2 separate regions of the Homo sapiens genome follow, and region 2 is linked to region 1. The links are chromatin loops, found by intact Hi-C in ENCODE. Cell type or tissue: ovary. All regions are shown on one strand. Each heading gives the region's core, and the rest is flanking DNA. Links, peaks and the distances in the headings are about the cores only. Region 1 overlaps EBF1 (EBF transcription factor 1). Region 2 overlaps EBF1 (EBF transcription factor 1).

Evidence for each region. Peaks named below come from ENCODE experiments on the same cell type or tissue, not always from the same donor. Only the 100,000 strongest peaks of a DNase experiment are listed, where the experiment ranks them.
Region 2: a loop joins it to region 1, with 2.2 times the contacts of the local background. A loop is called at or near these places in 5 of 110 quality-filtered maps.

The regions. Positions count from the first base shown.
Region 1 is chr5:158,699,992-158,702,802 of GRCh38, reverse strand. All of the region lies in intron 15 of EBF1 (EBF transcription factor 1), which reads left to right. Among named protein-coding and RNA genes, the nearest start is that of LINC02227, 290 kb to the right of the region's middle. In ovary, for the core only: no CTCF peak of the experiment used is centred there; a DNase peak (open chromatin) is centred at 1,164.
Region 2 is chr5:158,898,369-158,901,179 of GRCh38, reverse strand. The region is part of intron 6 of EBF1 (EBF transcription factor 1); the gene reads left to right. Among named protein-coding and RNA genes, the nearest start is that of EBF1, 200 kb to the left of the region's middle. In ovary, for the core only: no CTCF peak of the experiment used is centred there; a DNase peak (open chromatin) is centred at 1,139.

The sequences.
Region 1 (2,811 bases), core at 133-2,632:
CCCCTGTTCCTGATTAGCTCATAATTCTTTTTTTTTTTTTTTTTTTTTTTTTTTTTTTTGAGAAGGAGTCTCCCTCTGTAGCCCAGGCTGGAGTGCAGTGGCGCGATCTCGGCTCACTGCAAGCTCTGCCTCCCAGGTTCATGCCATTCTCCTGCCTCAGCCTCCTGAGTGATTAGCTCATAATTCTTACACATGTGGTGGTTTGGGTACGACCACATTCCACCCTCTCACTCCAAACCCTCCCAGCTCTGCAGAACTTTGTTTTGTCTTTGTTTTTATCAAAAATATGGAAACGGTAATGAAAAATGCATTGCCTCTCAAAGCAATAGTTTTCTGAGCTTCTGTCAGAGAACATGATCATCCAGCTGCTGGGGAAAATGGCAGAGCCACCATGGTCTTGTGATGTCTTGGCACATGGTGCTGAGAGGGTGGTGTCCTCATGGGAATCTTTATGCACTCCACTTGGGCAAGTTAGCATGCCAATGGCATTGCTGGAACATTCCAAGCTCCAGACACCCATCCCTCTCACCCACATAATCTTCAGATTGCAGCACAGATATAAGAAAAACAACTCCTAAAACTCAAGATCTTCAGGCAGTTTTGCAGTGGAGTTTCTCTATTAAAAGGGCCTCTTTGGAGGTATCTAGGCTCAGAGGCCACAGGCAGGGATCTTTTCCCATAATTTACTCAACCGCAAGGGTTCTGCCCTTGGAGTTTAGGAAGTCATGATTGGGATTTAGAGAACAGTAATGCTTTGATATTACATGCAAAATTCTGGGTGTAGGCAACATGGGCCTTAGAATGTTCCAGAAATGCTGTGGCATGCTGTCTTGCCCAAGTAGGGTACATGAAGATTCCCCATGAGGATACTCAGCACTGTGTGCCAAGACATCACAACCTCTTTTGAAGAGAGGTTCCATAGCTCCCATTAGACTCTCAGAGAAGTCTGTCGGCTGATGAAGGCGAGGTAGGAAAGTAGGAGTGGGCCAAACCCACCCCCTAGACCCATATATTTGTTTTTAATTTCAATTTTGTGCTATCATGTATAAACTTGGCTATTTCTTTTTTTAAAAAAACAAAGTCTAAATCTCTAGCTTCTCTTGAAACATTTGAGAAGATCAGTGGCTGTGAGCAGGCATTCCTGCCCAGTGGCATTTGGTGGGAGCTGAGTCACTGCCCAGGCATGCCCTTGGCATCATCACCTCCATCCTCACTTACGCACCCAGGGGATTCACTCACTGCTGTTCGCAGCCTGGGCTCTTGGGATGCTGGAGTTTGCAGCCCCAATGGTCCAAAATAAAAAGCGCTGTTAACTATGAACTGGTACATCAGTTAGCTTTGCTTTAGAACTTTTAATGTGGCCCTAAGTGGAGGCTTAATCTAGTTGATCTAACACACTATTTGGGTACCAAAAGCCTGCTTAGATTTTTTTTTTTTTTTTAATTCTGGCCATTCAAATGGGATGTTTTCACAGACCAGCTAATAAATGTTGGCTGGACCCACCAACCAAATTAGCTTTTTCCTTTGCTTTGAATCATATTGATACTGCCTGAGTTGTGTGACTATACTATAGGGAACTGCTCTTTAATGCCAGGCACGCAGAATAGATTTTGGTGGAAAGCGAAAGTAGACTTGCACCTTTTGCCACAGGCTTAAAACTCCCGCTGTCTTTAATAAAGGTGCCTGGACCCACCTCCAGCCCAGATGAAAAGATCCTTGGGGAGGCAGAGCCATGCTGGGCTGTCACACAGCAAAGACTCCCCTGCGCCTCCTTGCCTTTGGAGTGATAGCATCTCGAATTCTCCAGTTAAGGCTTGGATTGAAATACTGAGCTCCTGGTTTCAGTCAAACCTAGGGCTCACTTGAATCTTAGGGGGACTGCATTTCCAACTGATCTCAAGTCTTTGGGGGTTTAAGTTGGTCTGCGTTTGGCAAAAGACAACTTCCTGTTTCTAAGAAAAAAAGGCTTATGAGGGCTTACAGAAAGGACTCCAGGAGCTTTTGGGCTGCAAAAAGGCTCTTGCAAAACAACATTTGGATGATTTACGTGTAAATGAATCAGAAACATGTGGATTGAATTTCCTTGTGAATACAGATGGGTTTAAAAATTAACGGAAAAAGTGTTTGGCAAAATACTTTTTGGGTTTCATTTTAATTGAATCTAAAATACCAGGGGTGGGGGTGGGGAAGCCGGAGGAACGTGGGGGTCTTGGGGCTAAGAGCCCAGGGTGGCCTCCCTGTGTCCACTTGCAGGATTTGTGGTACTGGGGTTCGCTTTTTTTTTTTTTTTTAAAGGCACATTCTTCCAGAATAGTAAACTAAGAGGGCCACTTCCTAGACACAGTCATCACTGACAAGAACACTAATTAATTTACGTTTAGATTTGCCATAAAAAGAAAGCAATGACTCTCTCTGCCTGACAAGACACTTAACCGTGATTGGGAGCCAAAGACGGCTGCCCCTTGCTTGTAATGTCAGCATCTCTCTCACTTTGACATGTTTCAAAGGTGCCACCCTGTTTTAATTTTCTTAGTTATCCTTTTATTCTTCCCAGCAATCACACAAAGTGTGCCACATGGGATGGTGCCTATTTGACATAAGAGCAAATACACCTCAGAAAAGTTAAGCAATTAACACAAGGTCACACAGCTAGTTTAGTAGCAGAAGTGATGGGTTAAAAATCCCAGCAGCTAACGTCTATCAGGTCCTCACTAGGAGCTGAACCCAGGCTAAGCACTTTGCATGTGTCATTTTATTCACCTCTCCAATAACCCTAAGTGTTGCTGTGATTCTAGCTACAGAAGCTGAGCT
Region 2 (2,811 bases), core at 142-2,641, 200 kb before region 1:
TGTTCTATGTTATTCCAAAGAGCAAGAATAACATCCATGTGGTAGAAGTTAACAAGGAAGATGATTTTAACTCTGGCTAATGAAGATACTTCTGGCTCAATAGTCCAGGAGTAGACTGACTGCCTTGAGGGCAGTGAGTTCATTATCAAAAGAAGAGCATAAACAGAATCTGAGGGACATTCTTGAGTAATATGTAAGGTTGCTTTGGATAATCTCTAAGGTTTTTTGTAGAGTAAAGATTCTAGGATTTGCTGTTCTCCAATTGACTAATGAAGAGATCTCTTAGGCTTTGGGATAAGAGAGACCACGTTTCAAGTCTAATTATTAATACTATCTGCGGGACCTTACTTATTTCCACTTTACTTTCCTCTTCTGTAGAATGGGTAGACTTATTTGGAATGCGGTAAGGATTACATTAACTGAGGCTTGTAAAGTACCTAGTGTAACGCCTGGTGCCCAATAAATGGCAGTTGCTGTTGCAGTTGATATTTTTATGATCATTGTTATTAGCATCAAAATTTGGGAATAGCTGTCTTAGTTCTCTGCTTCAGGGGATCCTCCCTGCTGAGGCAGTGACTAGGGAGCAAGTCAAGGAAGTAGTTAGGGGTCAGTGGGAAACAGGTGGTAGCTGCCTTGTTGAAAAAAACAGAGTTGTACAAATGCTATCAATTTCCGGGCCTCATGCCCATGTCGTTACCAAATCAGAACTGCCTAGAGAGAAAGAGCCCTCCTCCATCTCCGATGACAGTTCTTTTATCATTTTTCCCTCTTCTGAGCTACCTTTAGTGTTAATCAAAATTTGATTTCATTAGGAAGGAAAAAGTAGTAAAAAGTGATAGAGGAGTGGAGACACAGTATAATTTGTTTTGCACCCTCCACTCCCCTCTCCCACCGCCCAGGTCTCCAGGGAGATGGCCTTGAAGATACATTCACATATGCCTCTTGGATCCAGGCATCTTTGTAAAATATAACCCCAGAGGGAAAAACACAAGAACATCTTCTTAGATAAGAACGTGCCAATTCTTCTGGTTCAAAATGTCTTCACGTGAAAAATTTCCTGCAGCGGTAGGAGGAAGCTCACACACAGGACAAGCATGAGACACATCTGGAGGGAGCCCAAGCCGGGAACCCGAGGGCCTGACCATCTGCCAGAGGGCCAGATGCTGCTGCTGGAAGCCTCTTGCCTCCCAGCTTGTCATCTGGGTTCGATGATGCCATCCAAAAGAGGGCCACAGAGTGGGAGGGCGATGAGCAATCCATCTTCTCCCACCCACGGTTCTTAATTGTGTGATGTAGGGGGTGGTAGGAAGAGAAGAGGGTTAAAAAGTTTGCCCACAAAACCGCACCTTTCTCATGGAAATGGCCATCCTAAAACACATGGCTCTGACCACCCAGAACTTTTAGAATATTCCATTCAATATCTCTTCATTTTCCTTCGGTCTAAATAGAATGGATGAAGAGGCTTGGCTGTGTAGTTGTCAGTGGGAGCTGCCATCTTCTGTCAACTTGGGAGTGTATTAAGAGTTTCTAACCAATTGCATTGGTCGTTACATTATAGGATTTCCTATATTGCAAGTGTTCTTCCCGTTAACAGCTTTGGTGTCTGATTTTGGCCAAAGCAGATCATTGGGATTCAGAGGGACATCCTCTTCTTTTTCCATTGCAGAAACAATCAAGAGTCTGTGCACACGGCACTCATAAAAGGAAAATGATCAAAACCACACACACAAAAAGACTATTAAATTCCAGATGAGATTACTGCTTCCTGTGATTCCCACCATTCGGGAATGCCTTTCTGCTTCGTGATTGCCCACTGACAGACTTACACAAGCAAGATGTAAACATAGTAGGATTATCTCTTACACTATCACATATGTTTTATGCTAAATCATTAGACATCTAGGATGGTTTTAGCCATGGCCTGTTTTCAGTGCCAGTGGTGGTATATTTTTGTACTAGTGTACGTGCTTTAACTCACAAGTAATTGCAATATTTTCTAGGCATATGCAAGGCAGAAACTGTTTTATTTTAAAATGGCACCTGTTGGAATAGTTTAATATGTAATTTTCATTTTCACGTAATTATTCAGATACATTATTGAATAACTTACGCATCTTGTATTCAACAATATGGGGAACAGTATACTGTGTGTCTACAGTCTTGGGCTGCTGATAGTTCCTCTGCATTCATTAGAGGAATGACTGGGGCATCTTGGGCTGAAACCTTGTTATCGCTGCTCTTTGTAAGCAGGTTGTGTTGTCACTGTAGGGAGGGAGGGCTGTTTTAAGCTTCGTTCCCACATTTCTTTTTGCAGGGCTGGTAGGACCACCACCTCAGGCAGTCTTTCACTGCCCTGTAACGTGGATCCTTCCTAAATCTTCACTGTTGGATTGTGTGGCAACTTCTGCCTATTAGAGTTGCATCTGCAATAAAAAAGCGAGGTTCCTGAGAGACAAAAAAGATAATCCCCCGCTTAGTGCGTGGATGACAGCCACACTGAGTGCAGTACTACCAGTGGAAAGTCTGAGGTTTTGAAAATAGCAGAAGTGAAGGAAATGAAAATGTGATGTGAATTTATACCCAACAATTGTTTTCTATATTTCTCAGGCTAACAAATGTCCCAGTTAGAAAAACCTCTGGTACTGGGTAGTTTGGAAAAATAAAAGTTGCATTGCAAAAATAAAAAGAAAGATCCCATTCTAAGGTTAGAGCAAATGTTTGAAGGTGGATAGAACTTCCGATTCTGGTTGGTGGTTTATTACATATGCTTCAGGGACTTGGGCACATTTGACTACAATGAGTAATTTCTGA